Linked DNA regions of Homo sapiens: region 2 is linked to region 1. A link is an interaction called in ENCODE POLR2A ChIA-PET data of the cell type or tissue named here. Cell type or tissue: B cell. All regions are shown on one strand. Links, peaks and the distances in the headings refer to the core of each region. The heading gives the core; the rest is flanking DNA.

What was found. ChIA-PET counts read pairs that join two places held together with the same protein. Peaks named below come from ENCODE experiments on the same cell type or tissue, not always from the same donor. Only the 100,000 strongest peaks of a DNase experiment are listed, where the experiment ranks them.
Region 2: POLR2A ChIA-PET joins it to region 1 with 8 read pairs; 3 of 35 experiments call an interaction of 5 or more read pairs at or near these places.

What each region holds. Positions count from the first base shown.
Region 1 is chr16:11,734,717-11,739,414 of GRCh38, forward strand. TXNDC11 (thioredoxin domain containing 11) reads right to left here. Exons shown (of 12, transcript NM_015914.7): 2 at 1,301-1,517. Among named protein-coding and RNA genes, the nearest start is that of TXNDC11, 5.8 kb to the right of the region's middle. In B cell, for the core only: no CTCF peak of the experiment used is centred there; a DNase peak (open chromatin) is centred at 3,171.
Region 2 is chr16:11,437,263-11,447,762 of GRCh38, forward strand. LOC400499 (putative uncharacterized protein LOC400499) reads right to left here. Exons shown (of 67, transcript NM_001370704.1): 32 at 9,486-9,648; 33 at 9,288-9,374; 34 at 3,677-3,814; 35 at 3,462-3,581; 36 at 2,227-2,319. Among named protein-coding and RNA genes, the nearest start is that of RMI2, 97 kb to the left of the region's middle. In B cell, for the core only: no CTCF peak of the experiment used is centred there; no DNase peak of the experiment used is centred there.

The sequences.
Region 1 (4,698 bases), core at 1,995-4,494:
GTGAACTTTGTTCTCTAAATTTGGAAGGCTCCACAGTTTCTAAGAAAAACCAAATGACAGTTCCAAATGAACTTCTGGAACTCAGCTGCCTACACACGTTACTTCACATCAGTGGTTCTGAGCAGGAGAGTCTTAGAAATCTGTGGGATGCTTTTGGCTTGCTACAATGACTGGGGGAAGCTACAGTGCATACGTAGGGCAGGGGTGTTGGTAGATGTCCTGCTACACTCAAACCTGCTTTGCACACGGAAGAGTCGTCCATAGCATTCCAGAGGAGTTCAAAACGCCTGCCAAACACTGATGTTGGGGAAAACCTGTTATTATCAAAGCCCAGTACCTAGCTCCATTTTACATGTGAATCTAAAGCATGCTTTTTGTGTTCACTGAATTTTTCAGGAATGCAACTTCTATGTAAACTGAGAGCAGAAAGGGCTTTGCATAGTTCAGGATTTTACCAAGACTGTTCACCATTTAGGATAATCAATTACTAAGAGCAATGTCCATGTGGCAGGTAAGTCACCAACATATCACCTTTATCAGTCTACGTTTGTAACTATCCCATTCAGTGATTCTACATAAAGGTATATGGACCTGTTCTGACTGTGCACTTACATACTAAAATATATATCATTTAGTTACAAATTACTTTCTTCCCCCCTCACCTCTATGTTACAATCCGTGCATTAGATTATTTTGAAATTACATGTATAGGAAAACTTTATCATCTATGAATTCCTTTTTAGGAAGAAAAAGGGACATCATAAAATACTTATTTTCTAAAGCACAACTGGGGTCCACTGGGCTGAAAACCACTGCCATAACAGGTGACTTATTTGCCTATATATCTTTCTTACCTAGCCCAAAGGTGGCATTCCTTATCTGCTGAATATAGTTCTGGTCCATATATTAAAAAGGTCGGCCTTGTTACAATGCAGTCATATCATACATACATTTTCTTACCTAAAATACCTAACTAGCAAGTATCAAATGGATATGCAAGAACTAGGATTTTCAGTCCCTCTACCTTTTTCAATGCTGAAACCAAACAGTATGGCACCCCAGGATAAGCATTGGCTTGTGTTATGAGATTCAGAATCTGCTCCCACACTTGCCTTGGAGTACAATCGCCACAATTGGAAATCCTTTCTGTTGCTTTATAGAAAGCTCTGTAACTTAGAAACGACTCCTGGAGTTCACCTTGGCAAAGTCTGCCCGTTGGGCAAGGTGTCTCTGTGGGGACATCCTGCCCTACATATAGGACTGACAGTCATTTGATTCTTAAGCTGAATGTGAGCATTACCTGATCTGAAAGCCGACTTGCTGCTTGCTCAATTTCTGCCCTGGCAGCGATGGACTGTCCACACCAAGGGGCATAGAAGAAGAGCAGTACCACCTCTGAATCCCGTCGAACGTACTCTGCATAATCCAGCTGCCCCTGGAAGAGGTCAAGGACTGGAGACCTCAAGGAGAAAAAGCTGACAGGTGGCTTTGCTGGTATTATCACATCTTTTGCTCGACTAAAAAAGAGCAAACACAGAAAAGATTGCTTAGTTTATCTTCTTCTAAAAATAGCTCTGTGGAAGTAGAATGAAGCTTAAAAGGAAAATCCTCTTTTGAATAAGAAAATGGAGTCCCAAAATCACTGCCCTAGAAAGGCAACATCTGGCTGAGCAAATGCAAGACATGAATAATACGTTGGAAACAATTCTCTGAGATTCTGTCCCCTAGGTGTAGGCTGGAAGGGCAGTGGAGAGCAGAGAAGGATGTCTCTGAATAATCCATATTCCTGCTCCCCACATCCCAAAGACTTCATCCTCCTTTTTCTGCAGCCTGGCTCTCCACAAAAGCCACTTATCTCCAGGGCTTTAGAGCCACCAGCATGCAAGCTCAGAATTACGGTGAGGGAGCATGTAAACTACCATTAACAAGATTTCCACGGGAGATGCTTACAATCAACTCAACTTTGAGAAAACATTAAGCTTATTAGCTGGAGTTGGCTTGTACTTATCCAGGGCATTCAGGTAACAGTAACAATTAAACAATAATATACATTCCTCCAGATATATATCATAATCCTAAGACTAATGAAGATAAGTAACAAAGCAACAGCCTATTTAACTGGAAAATGGGCTTTTTGAACACTTGAGCTTCCCACAAGAAACAGATCAGGAGGAAAAAGAAAAGAACGCTGAACAAACAAGTGGTCAGAAGTAACTTTCCCCATCAAGACCTAAAGATCTAGGCCCAGGCTGCATCCCACCAAGTAGAAGGGCCCTAGTAAACACCCTGAGCTGTCCATGCATCTACACTCACATACCACAAACCATTAGGGCAGCTTTGCTAAGAAACAAATGAGACCCAATTATGCACTATCTAAACGAGATAAATAGAGAACATAAACATGGAAACCTAAAACGCGATGAGATTAACCCCAAAGAAAGTAAAGGAGACCAGGCGTGGTGACTCAGCCTGTAATTCCAGCACTTTGGGAGGCCGAGGCAGGCAAATCTCCTGAGGTCAGGAGTTCAAGACCAGCCTGGCCAACATGGTGAAACCCTGTCTCTACTGAAAATGAAAAAGTAGCTGGGCGTGGTGATGGGCGCCTGTAATCCCAGCTTCTCGGGAAGCTGAGACACAAGAATCGCTTGAACCCGGGAGGCGGAGGTTGCAGTGAGCCGAGATTGCACCATTGCACTCCAGCCTAGGTGACTAGAACAAAACTCCATCTAAAAAAAAAAAAAAGAAAGAAAGTAAGTAAAGGAACAAGAAAAGAACAAAAGCCAGACGGTACAAATGGAAAACAAGGAGCACGAAGGTAGACTTAAACCCAACTACCTCAACAATTACGTTAAATATAAAAGGAGAGGCCGGGCGCGGTGGCTCATGCCTGTAATTCCAGCACTGTGGGAAGCCGAGGCAGGCAGACCACGAGGTCAGGAGATCAAGACCATCCTAGCTAACATGGTGAAACCCCATCTCTACTGAAAAAAATACAAAAAATTAGCCGGGCGTGGTGGCACATACCTGTAGTCTCAGCTACTCGGGAGGCTGAGGCAGGAGAATTGTGTAGGTTGCAGTGAGCCAAGATCATGCCATTGCACTCAGCCTCGGCAACAGAGCGAGACTACGTCTCTCAAAAAAAAAAAAAAAAAAAAAAAGGAAGCAACCTAATTAGGAGGAGCAGACTGCCAGACAGGATAAAGCAAGACCCAATTATGCACTATCTAAACGAGATATATCTTAAATATAAAGACACAGGATAAAGGCATAAGGATGGGAAAAGAAAAACTATGTAAATAGTGAGCATAAGAAATCTGGCATGACTCATGAGGTAAAATGATAAACTGGGGTATATTCTTACCCATTTACTTAAATGTTACTCCACAATAAAAACGAAAAGCAAAACCTATTCATATGTACTATAACTTGGATGAGTCTCAAAATGATTATGCTGAGTGAAAAAAGTGCTAAAGAGTACATGCACTATGACTGCATTTATATGAAATTCCAGAACAGGCAGAAGTATCCAACGGAGCAAGTCACCTATTTATTCACTCAAACTAATATTTTAACCTTCAATCAGAGAGCTTTCAGTCTATGCAGAATGCCTTCATAACCTGAAAAAATCACTTACACAATTATTCAAAAATTCTTTACTGAGCAGCTGTGACTGTGCTTTGGGCACAAGCACTAAGGCTGCGGCAGCTAGCACTGCGTGTTGTCGAGGAGACCACTTTCTAGGGGAGGAAGACAGGAAAAACATCAAATGTGTAAACAATAAAAATATACTAAATGCTCACTATGTGAAAAATTTAACAAGGTGATGTACAGAAGGGCATGGTAGCTCCTCTGATGGAGTGGTGGCTTGGGAGGTGCTATAATTTAAGCTCTGAGACCTGAATGACAAGAAGATAGCCACCTAAGAGGTGGGGAGGGCACTACAGGAAAAAAAAAAAAAAGACACGTTTTCAAGAGATCCAAAATTCTGCTCTTTGGAGAAATTACTTTTCTACCATTCAAACTGCACATGGCCAAGAGTCGTGGCTCACGCCTGTAATCCCAGCACTTTGGGAGACAGAGGCGGGTGGATCACATGAGGTCAGGAGTTTAAGACCAGCCTGACCAACACCGGGAAACCCCATTTCTACTAAAAATACAAAATTAGCTGGGCATGGTGGTGCACACCTGTAATCCCAGCCACTTGGGAGGCTGAGGCAGGAGAATCGCTTGAACACGGGAGGCGGAGTTTGCAGTGAGCCAAGATCACGCCATTGCACTCCAGCCTGGGAAAAAAGAGCAAAACTCCATCTCAAAAGAAAAAAAAAATGCAATGTAAGCATCAAATAATGCAATCTGAGGAAAAATGTAGGTCTGACAGTCAACGAAAGGATAAAGAGCAACTCAGTAATTTTGCTCTGCATATTCAGAAGCATTCCTAAATGAGCCAGATAAAGTACAAGGCCAATCAAAAATCAAATATTGGCCAGGGAGAAGAAACGCTCGCCTCTACTCCATCAGAAACACTGGTGAGTTTCTATTTAACTCATCAATCTGCTTCACGCTTTAGAGAAACTATACATAGAGCAAAGATTTCCTGCAGCTATGAGGGGTATGTCTCGGGTACAAAAAACTCGAGTTGGTTGCAAATAAGAAGGCCTGTTGTTGCTGAGCCAGTAGCATGTGCCTATAGTCCCAGCT
Region 2 (10,500 bases), core at 4,638-7,137, 290 kb before region 1:
CAAAATCCACAGGCTGGCAGGGCACGATGACTCACACCTGTAACCCCAGCCCTTTGGAGACCAAGGCAGGAGGACTGCTGAAGGCCAGGAGTTGAGACCAGCCTGAACAACAGAGCAATACCCGCATCTCTACAAAAAATTAAAACATTAGCTGAGCGTGGTGGCATGCACCTGTAGTCCCAGCTACTCAGAAGGCTGTGGTGAAAGGATGGCTGGAGCCTGGGTGGTGGAGGCTGCAGTGAGCCATAATCATGCCACTGCTCTCCAGCCTGGGTGACAGAGTAAGACCCTGTCTTAAAAATTAAAATTAAAATTAATGTTTGAGCTGGGCACAGCAGCTCACACCAGTAATCCCAGAACTTTGGAAGGCTGGGGCAGGCAGATCACTTGAGGTCAGGAGCTCAGGACCAGCCTGGCCAACGTAGTGAAATCCCATCTCTACTAAAAATACAAAAAATTATCTGGGTGTGGTGGCGCATGCCTGTAATCCCAGCTACTTGGGAGGCGGAGGCACAAGAATCGCTTGAACCTGGGAGGCAGAGGTTGCAGTGAGCCGAGATCATGCCACGGCACTCCAGCTTGGGTGACAGAGCGAGACTCGGTCTCGAAAAATACTAATGATAATAATGTTTGCACTCATTAGATGACCCAGCATCCAAGCTTCCAGGGCAACCCACCCCCACTCCCCGATGAGTTCGGGGGATCGATCGCATGCGCTCTGAAACCAGAATGCCTGGGTTCCCACCCAAGATCTTCCACTGGTGAGCTCCATGATCTTGGGCAAGTCACGCCACCTCTCTAAATCTCAGAGCCTCACCCACAAAATGACAACGGTGCTCCATGCCCCCCCACAATAGCATCATGAGGTGACCATGAGCTAATCCACAAAGAGGGTTTAGAACAGAGCCTGCCACGCAATCATTTCACAGACATCAGCTCCTGGAACAAATGGTTAATATGATGACATTTCCTCCAATCTAAGATGCCAGCAGCTCTCAAATGGGCCAGATCTCTGGGAACTCCACAAAAGCAAAAGGTTGCTAGTGAAACGGTGACCTGTGTCAAGGTGAAGATACAGACTGACTTCAGGGACATCAACCTGTGAAAGCTCATGCCTCTAAGAATAAGCAGTTCCCTCCATTCAGAGCCATTCTCGGGCTCCATTCAAGTTTCTAAAACCCAATACACAGGGAATGAACAGCAGGTGTTTAAAAAAATGCTATCAGGGCTGGGCGCATTGGCTCATGCCTGTAATCCCAGCACCTTGGGAGGCCAAGGGAAGAGGATCACTTGAGCCCAGGAGCTCAAGGCCAGCCTGGGCAACATAGCGAGACCCTGTCTCTGCAAAAAAAAAAAAAAAAAAAAAAAGTACAAAAATTAGCTGGGTGTTGTGGCAGGTGCCTGTGGTACCAGCTACTCAGGAGGCTGAGGTGGGAGGACCGCTTGACCCCAGGTGGTCAAGGCTGAAGTGAGCCATGATTATGCCACTGCACTTCAGCCCAGCTAACAGAGTGAGATCCTGTCTCAAAAGAAATTTTAAAATGCTATCGGGCTAGGTGCGGTGGCTCATGCCTGTAATCTTAGCACTTTGGAAGGTTGAATCAGAAAGACAGCTTGGGGCCAAGAGTTTAAAACCAGCCTGGGCAACATAGTGAGACCCCACCTCTAATTTTTTTTATTGCTGTCAAATTAATGGTGTGCCCCATGTCTCCTGAGGGCCTCATCCCTGTTGGGATTCCCTATTTACACCTCCACATCCTTGAATTAGCCACCCCCTAATTTCTGTGCACACACCATGCACAGCCTGCTCAATGAAGCCACAAATTTGGTGGGGGGGACAGGGCTCCCACCTGGATGTCTTTCTCCACCTCCAAAATGCCCCGGGTCAACAAAGCCCTCTTGAAGGATTACATGGCTTCTCCCAAGCCCAAATATAGGGTAGAGTTTGGAGGAAAACTCTGCTTCTGCCCATTTTCAAGAGTGAAATGTGATCCTTCACCCCCTTCAGCCTGGACCATCACTTCCAAATGATGGATGTGGAAACCTCCCTGCCATCTGTTCTTGATTCTACAGGGCTGTTTGGCTAAGCACAACATTGCAAGTGTGGGCTCCCTCCCTCGGGCCCCCATCCTGCCTTCTTTCTGCCCATCTCCCAGCAGGCCAGCTGCTCAGAGACAACCCTTGGCAGGCGAGTCAAGGTCATCTCCAAGGGAGCAACGTCCACACCTGGAAGTTTGGAGGAAATGTTGGTCCGTGAGGATGCCTGAGTTGGAAGAAAAATGCAAAGTCGGAGTCAGATCCGTTCAGCTGGACCGAGGCCTGTTGCAGGGAGAGTTGAAGAGGGGTCAGAGGGAACAGAGAGAGAGATGCAGAACACTAGGAGGTGGCTACTGGGCAAATGCATCCCAGAATATGCCCAAAGCTCAAACCAGAAACTTCTGTCCTCCCTTAATATTCCTCAGCCCTCAATCTTATGCAGGCTGTGCTACTGAAAAAGGTTGCTTAGGAAGTGACATCCTGGATGGGGGGCTGGGAAGACCACTCTGGAACCCCCTACTCCCTGCCATGTTGCCTGTTCATGCCTCCCACAGCCACACCACCTTCTACTTGACCCTGACCTTGAACCAGGCACTGTGCTACCAGGTTCACAATGACCACCTCATTTAATCCTCAGCAGTGCTTTGCTGGGTTGCTGTTACCATCCCATTTCCCAGCTAGCAAAACTGAGGCTCAGTGGGATTCAGTAATTCACCGAAGGTTACACAGCTAGTTAACAGTGGAACTTGGAATTGAACTTGAACTTATATAACACTAAAAGCCCACTAGATTGAAAGCTCCTCAGAGATGGGAACAGAGATGGGGACAGTGTCACCCAGCAGAGATACAACCCATCCATGCTGAATGAATGGACAGGAATGAACACGTCCACGGATGAACAAATGAACAGCCATGAATGAGTAAATATACCTACAATGGCTGCTATATATTCACCAAACTACATTTCCTTTTCTTCCTGGACATATAGCTAAAACTACATTTCCCAGCCTCCCTTGCAGCTAGGTGGGATCATGTGATGAGAACCCAGGCAGGAATGACCTTTCTACCTATGGGTCTGGCACATAAAAGCCTCCTACATAATTCTCCACTCTCTGTCCCTCCATCTGCCTGCTGGGGCACAGCCACAAGGTGGGGAGGCCTGGATCCTGAGAGACTGCATGGAGCAGAGCCACGCTGAACTGCACATGAACACTGGCCTTTCACAAAGAGCCAAACATTGTTTACAACAACAGTCAATGCATCCTGACTAATCACACACACACTGCCAAAATAAGGGCTGTGCTGTTGGCTCCCCAGGGTCATGTCTCCTGCCACCTCCTCAGACATCTCATACAGGGCACCTTCACTAAAGGTTATTAAGACCCGGCCTCCCTCGGCAAGGGAGCAGAACTCAGTCTCCTGACCTGGGATGTGACGTTGTGATTGACGGCAGCTCGTGCATCCATGCCAAAGTTGAATGTTCCTTGGGGACTCTGTCTAAAGATGATGCCCCCATCCAAGCTCAGGGCCTGGGGGAAGCTCAGCTGGGAAGAAATAGACAACACCCTTTACTTCCGCTAACAGCCAAGCTCTGGGTGGAGGGCACAAACCAGTGTCTGCCCAATCTGGGGACCCATACCTGGTAGGAATGGGCCAAGTCCAGGGCCAGGCTGTGCCGGATTTCCCCATGCTGAGATCTGTCATGATGCAAACCCTTCAAGTGCAGGACAACTTTCCGGTGGACTTTCAAAGTGGCCTCGACCTCTCTGTTCTTAGCCTGGGTGTGTGAGAACCAGGGGCACTGAGAGAGGTCTCATCCCATCTCTATGTGCCTGCAGAAGCTACCCTGGGAATCCAGTGGTCAGAAGAAAGTAGTCCAAAGATTGATGGGTTATGGAGCAGTCTACACTCTTCCACTTATAGGGCAGGAAGCGGGGATGGGTACACAGGAATGGTAAACTTCAGTGCCTACAGGTAAGATTAGCAGGGTGGGCTTGATGGAACAAATGTGAATGTGTCTTGCTCAAAGAAAGTGCCTTGGGAGTAGTTTATTTTGTTCATTGCCATATTCCTAATACTTAGCACAGGTCCTGGCATGTAGTAGGTGCTCAATAAATATTTGGACAAATGCAGAATCACTAGTTATAGCCTGAAACCCCAAGGTCAAAGCTGTGCTAGAGTGAAAGAATGAGTAACTCATAGTGGAGCTGGCAGAAGAACACTCATTGCACGATGACATCCATGTCCTCATCACTGGAACCTGTCAATATGTGACCTTTCATGGCAAAAGAGACTTTGCAGTGTGATTGGATTGAGGATCTTGAGATGAGGAGATTATCTGGGTGGCCCTAAAGTAATCACAGGGGTCCTATGAGACGGAGGCAGGAGGGTCAGAGTCACACAGAGACTGGAAGATGCCACGCTGTTGGCTTTGAAGGTGGAAGAAGGGGCCATGAGCCAAGGCATGCAGGCAGCTTCCACAAGCTGGAAAAGGAAAGGAAACAGACTCTCCTCTGGAGCCTCCAGAAGGAACACAACCCTGCTAATACCTTGATTTTAGCCACGTGAGATCCATTTTGGGCTTCTGAATTCCAAAACTGTAAAATCTGTGGCGTTTTAAACCACTAAGATTTCAGAGATTCGTTATGGCAGCCATAGCAAACTAATACACAATTACTCCATCATTTATTCACTCAACAATCATTTAGCTTCTGCCACAGGCCAAGTACACAGTAGCATGTTGCCATCTTTTCCTACCTGTGTTGACTGAGAAGTTAAAAATGCCTGCCAAGGAGCTTTATCACTGGAGTGCATCTTTAAAGGGTGCTCGGCTTTACTTTAGAACCAAGATGGAGGAAGAGAAATAAGGGTCCAAGACGAGAGAAAAATGTATGTCATTAAACAGCTTATTTTATTCTATTTTATATTTTATTTTATTTTAGAGACAGCCTCGCTCTGTCACCCAGGCTGGAGTGCAGTGGCGTGATCTCGGCTCACTGCAACCTCCACCTCCCAGGTTCAAGCGATTCTCCTGCCTCAGCCTCCTGAGTAACTGGGATTACAGGAGCCCGCCACCATGCCTGGCTAATTTTTTTTGTATTTAGTAGAGATGGGGGTTTCACCATGTTGGTCAGGCTGGTCTCGAACTCCTGACCTCAAATGATCCGCCTGCCTCGGCCTCCCAAAGTGCTAGTATTACAGGCGTGAGCCATCTCGCCCAGCCTAGACACGGTTTTAAAAAGAGCAGACAGCTAAATTATATGAAACTAAACGACTGCCATTTACTCAGTCAGACCCTGTTGTTGTCAGCTGGGATTTGAGGCTTGGTGTGGTCACACCGTCTGATTTTCTTCTTATAAACACTGGAAATCTGGGTTTTACTCAAAATCTTCTGATTTTCAATGGTAGCAATTAATTTCCTTAAAAAATTTAAATGCTAAGCAGACCAAACAAAACCCATCTGCAGGCTGAATATGGCCCATGGCGCCGGCTCTGCAATCTCTGGTTTAAGAAACAGCAAACACCATCGGGAGCCACTTCTGCAGGTGTCTAAGGCTGTCATCCTGCCATTTGTTTCTCCCTAGAAGCTCCAATAACTGTACTACCTTATCCCCGGGGAGCCACACGCAGCCTCGTTTAACTAATGGTGAAGGGAGCCCCCAGAAAGGTGGGTCTCAATGCTCAACAGCTGCCTGGTTCACCCTCCTTCCCAGGGGCTGTTGTGTATCTTGCAAATAGAAATGGCCGGGCGTGGTGGTTCATGGCTGTAATCCCAGCACTTTGGGAGGCTGAGGCCGGGGGATCACCTGAGGTCAGGAGCTCGAGACCAGCCTGGCCAACATGCAGAAACCCCAACTCTACTAAAAGTACAAAAATTAGCCGGGTGTGGTCATGGGAGCCTGTAATCCCAGCTACTCGGGAGGCTGAGGCAGGAGAATCACTTGAACCCAGGAGGCAGAGGTTGCAATGAGCCGACATTGCGCAGCTGCACCCTAGCCTGGGCAACAGAGCAAGACTCGATCCTCAGTCTCAAAAAAAAAAAAAAAAAAAAAAAAAAAATGATCGGAGGGGTCTGTGCATGAACCTGGGACGTGGAGGTTGCGGTGAGCTGAGATCAAGTCATTGCACTCCAGACTCCAGCCTAGACAACAGAGTGAGACTCTGTCTTAAAAAAAAAAAAAAAAAAAAAAAAAGAGAGAGAGAGAGAAACAATGACTATCTTCCTTGCACACAGTAGATGCTCCATAAATGCTTGCTGAAAAATACGATGCTCTCCCAGAGTATCAACTCCTCCTAGAGGTGTCAGGAAGAAGACCCGGATGGGGTTCTAGTAGGCATTTTACAACGCTACATTGTAATCGTCACAGCCACTGCATAGAGATGAGTACTGCTGCTCCCATTCTGCACACAAGGAAACTGAGGTCCAGAGAGATGAAATAATTTGCCAAGGACACACAGGCAAAAACAAGTTTCACCCCTAGGGAGCCACATGTCAAGACCCTCAGCCAGGGGTGGTGACTCTTATCTGTAATCCCAACACTTTTTTTTTTTTTGAGACCAAGTCTCTCTCTGTCACCAAGGCTGGAGTGCAGTGCTGGGATCTCGGCTCACCGTAACGTCTGCCTCCCAGTTTCAAGTGACTCTTGTGCCTAAGCCTCCGGGGTAGCTGGGATTATAGGCACCTGCCACTATGCCCAGCCAATTTTTATAGTTTTTTTTTTAGTAGAGATGGGGTTTTACCATATTGGCCAGGCTGGTCTCGAACACCTGACCTCAAGTGATCCACCCACCCTGGCTTCCCAAAATGCTGGGATTACATGTGTGAGCCACCACACCTGGCCCAATCCCAGCACTTTGGAAGGTGAGGCAAGAGGATCCCCTGAATCCAAGAGATCAAGACCAGCCTGGGAAACACAGTGAGACCTCCATCTCTACAAAACATCTTAAAATGAGCTGGGTGTGGTGGTGCACACTTGTGGTCTCAGCTACTTAGGAGGCTGAGGTGTGAGGGTCACTTGAGCTTGGGAGGTCAAGGCTGCAGTGAGTGAGCCATGATCGCACCCCTGCCCTCCAGCCTGGGTGACAGAGCAAGACCCTGCCTCAAAAAAGACCCTCTAAGTCAGGGGTCAGCAACTACAGCCCCTGGTCCAAATGTGGCCTGTTTTTGCAAGTGAAGCCCTGTTGGGACACAGCCACGCCCGTTCATTACGTATTATTCACGGTGCTCTTGAATTGTAACGGTAGTTATGAGTGAACAAGACCTGAACCATGTGGCCCATGAAACCTAAACTAGTTACTATCTGGTTCTTTCCAGAAAAGTTTGTTGACCTCTGCTCTGGATCCTGGCATGCAATGGGTGTTAAATAACATCATGACGGCAACTATTCATTGAGCACCTACTGTGTACCAAGCCCTGTGGCTACGGTGGTAAAGTACTCATGGAGATCATGAGCTTTCCAGAGGAGCCAGGGATTGATGGATCACACAAAAATAGAACTGGGGCCAGGTACGGTGGTTCACACCTATAATGTCAGCATTCTGGAGGCCAAGATGGGAGGATGGCTTAGAGTCCAGGAGCTCAAGACCAGCCTGGGCAATATAGCAAGACTCTGTCTCTACTAAAAATAAAAATAAAAAATAACCAGGTGTGGTGGTAATGTGTGCCTGTGGTCCCAGCTACTTGGTAGGCTGAGGTGGGAGGATCACTTAAGCCTAGGAGGACAAGGCTACAGTGAGCTGAGATTGTGCCACTGCACTACAGCCTGGGTGACAGAGTGAGACTTTGTCTTTAAAAAAAAAAAAAAGAACTGGGATTTGTGATAGGTACTAAAAGCGAAAGCTATAGGGCAAGCTGGGTGCAGCGGTAATCCCAGCACTTTGGGAGGCCAAGGCGGGCAGATCACTTGAAGTCAGAAGTTTGAGACCAGCCTGGCCAACATGGTAAAACCCAGTCTCTACTAAAAATACAAAAATTAGCCAGGAGTGGGAATGCACGTCTGTTATCCCAGCTACCTGGGAGGCTGAGGCAGAAGAATCACTTGAACCTGGGAGGCCGAGGTTGCAGTGAGCTGAGACTGCACCACTACACTCCGGCTTGAGCGACAGAGTGAGACTCTTTCTCCAAAAAAAAAAAAGAAAGAAAAAGATATAAGGCATCGCTAGGGTAAGCACGGGTCTGTGTGAGGTGGTCTGGGGGTCAGGTGAGAGGATGCTTGAGCTCAATCCTAAAAGATGAGTAGAAGGGAGGAGGCAAAGCTGAAGGAGAGGGTGACGGCTCCAGGCACACAGGACACGCAGAGGTCCCGAGGCAGGAAAGAGCCAGGCGAGGAAATGCGAAGAGGCTGGATGAGGCAGATGCAGGCCACGAAGCAGGGCTGAGGGGACAGGACTGGGGCTTTATCCCAAGAGAGGCTGTCAGAGTTTGAGAGCATGCGGGTGGCAGGGTTGTGCTGGCCTTCAGAATATATCCCTCTGACTGTCACATAGACTGTACTAGGGAGGACCAAATGAAACAGAGAACCCAGTCAGGAGAACCTTTTTTTTTTTTTTCCTGAGGCAGTGTCTTGCTCTGTGGCCCAGGCTGGAATGCAGTGGCGTGATCTCAGCTCACTGTAACCTCTGCCTCCTGGGTTCTCCTGCCTCAGCCTCCTGAGTAGCTGGGACTGCAGGTACCTACCACCATGCCCATCTAGTTTTTATATTTTTAGTAGAGACAGGGTTTCACCATGTTGGCCAGGATGGTCTGGAACTCCTGACCTCAGGTGATCTGCCCGCCTTGGCCTCCCAAAGTGCTAGGATTACAGGTATGAGCCACCACACCTGGCCAGGAGAACTTTTTTGTGTGTGAGGTTGGGGGGCGGGGGAGTGGTGTCTGAGTCTTGCTCTGTTGCCCAGGCTGGAATGCAATGGTGCAACCATGGCTCACAGAAGCCTCAACATCCTGGGCTTAATCAGATCCTCCTGTCTCAGCCTCCCCAGTAGCTGGGACTACAAGCACATGCCACCATGCCTGGCTAATTAAACAATTTTTTTTTCTTTTGTAGAAACAGGGTTTCCATATGTCGCCCAGATGGATCTCAAACTCCTGGTCTTAAGCGATCTTCTCACCTCAGCCTCCTGCGTAGCTAAGATTACAGGTGTGAGCCACTGCACTCAGTCCAGATAACATGTTTTCAATCCTATTGAGCGATGACAGCAACTTGAACCAGGGCTGGCTGGGGTGCAAAAGTCTCTGGGGTCTCTGCTCTTACCGTGTGCTGATTCCAAGTAACCAGGCACCCCTCTGTGTTCCTGGGGATGACTTTGCCATCGTATGGATGCATCAGACCTGCACAGACCTGGGAGGGACAACCACATACATGTACACACGCATGCAGGGAGTGAGGAGGCAGCTGGGGCCTTCCTCTGGCTCTCAGGCCCCTTCCGGGCTATGCCCCAGACACACTCACGTAGGGGTGTCCGGCCTGGCAGCCCAGGACCATGGTCTGCAGGGTTTCCTCTCGGCCATTCAGGACAACCCTAGTCTCCAGGGAATAGCGCTGGTGTCGCCTATCAGCTGTGAAGGTCTCCTGCAGGAGGAGGCTCTGCGGGATGGGCAGGTGCAACGGGTGCCTGGTGTGCAGAGGGAAAAACAGGCCAAAGCCATTAAAGCAGCTGGCAGTGCCAGGGGACAATTGTGCCCCACGGTCTCAGCCTGGGCCTGTCACGAGCTTGCAGAGTTAAGACTCTGCCACAGAGAAGAGAACATCAGGACACCTGGCAGCCCTATGCTTTACAATGTGGCATCCAGAACCCTTCACCACCTCACTGTGCCAGAGAAGTGGGCATGGCTGGGGTCCCCGTCGCCATTTGACAGCAAAGACCCAAGAGGATAGATGACACACAGCATCTGGTGTCACACAGACTGGGATTAGAATCCAGGCACGGTCTTTCACTAGCTGTGTGACCTTGGGAAAAGGACTTGACTGTTCTGTGCCTCAGTTTCCCCATCTGTAAAACGGAGGCTAAAATAATACTGATTGGACACAGTGGTCAGGGTTAGAGATAACATACATGAAACGACCACAAGCTCCCCAAGGGCAAAGGTTTCTGACATTCCGGTTCTCTGCCATTTTCCATGTGCCCAGAAGAGCACTTGGTCCATAGTATGTGCTCAATGAATGTAAATGGGATAAAAACACGAACGAACACTCTGCCAACGATGCTGCTGTTCCTTTGTCATCACTGCTTCTGTTTAGGCTGTAGCTGACTTATCTAAGGCCATACAGCTGCTCAATGCATAGCCCGCAGTCCAAGATGGCTCTGCTCGTCCTAACCTCGTGCTGTTCCCTGCACACAGGGAACTGTTTGAATGAGCTCGTCTCTGGGAAATGAGAAGACGCCCCAAGCAGCTCCAGGCTAGGATGATGAGACTCTTAACTCTGCTCCCACCTCAGCAACTAATGGAGGGGGCGAGGGATGTGG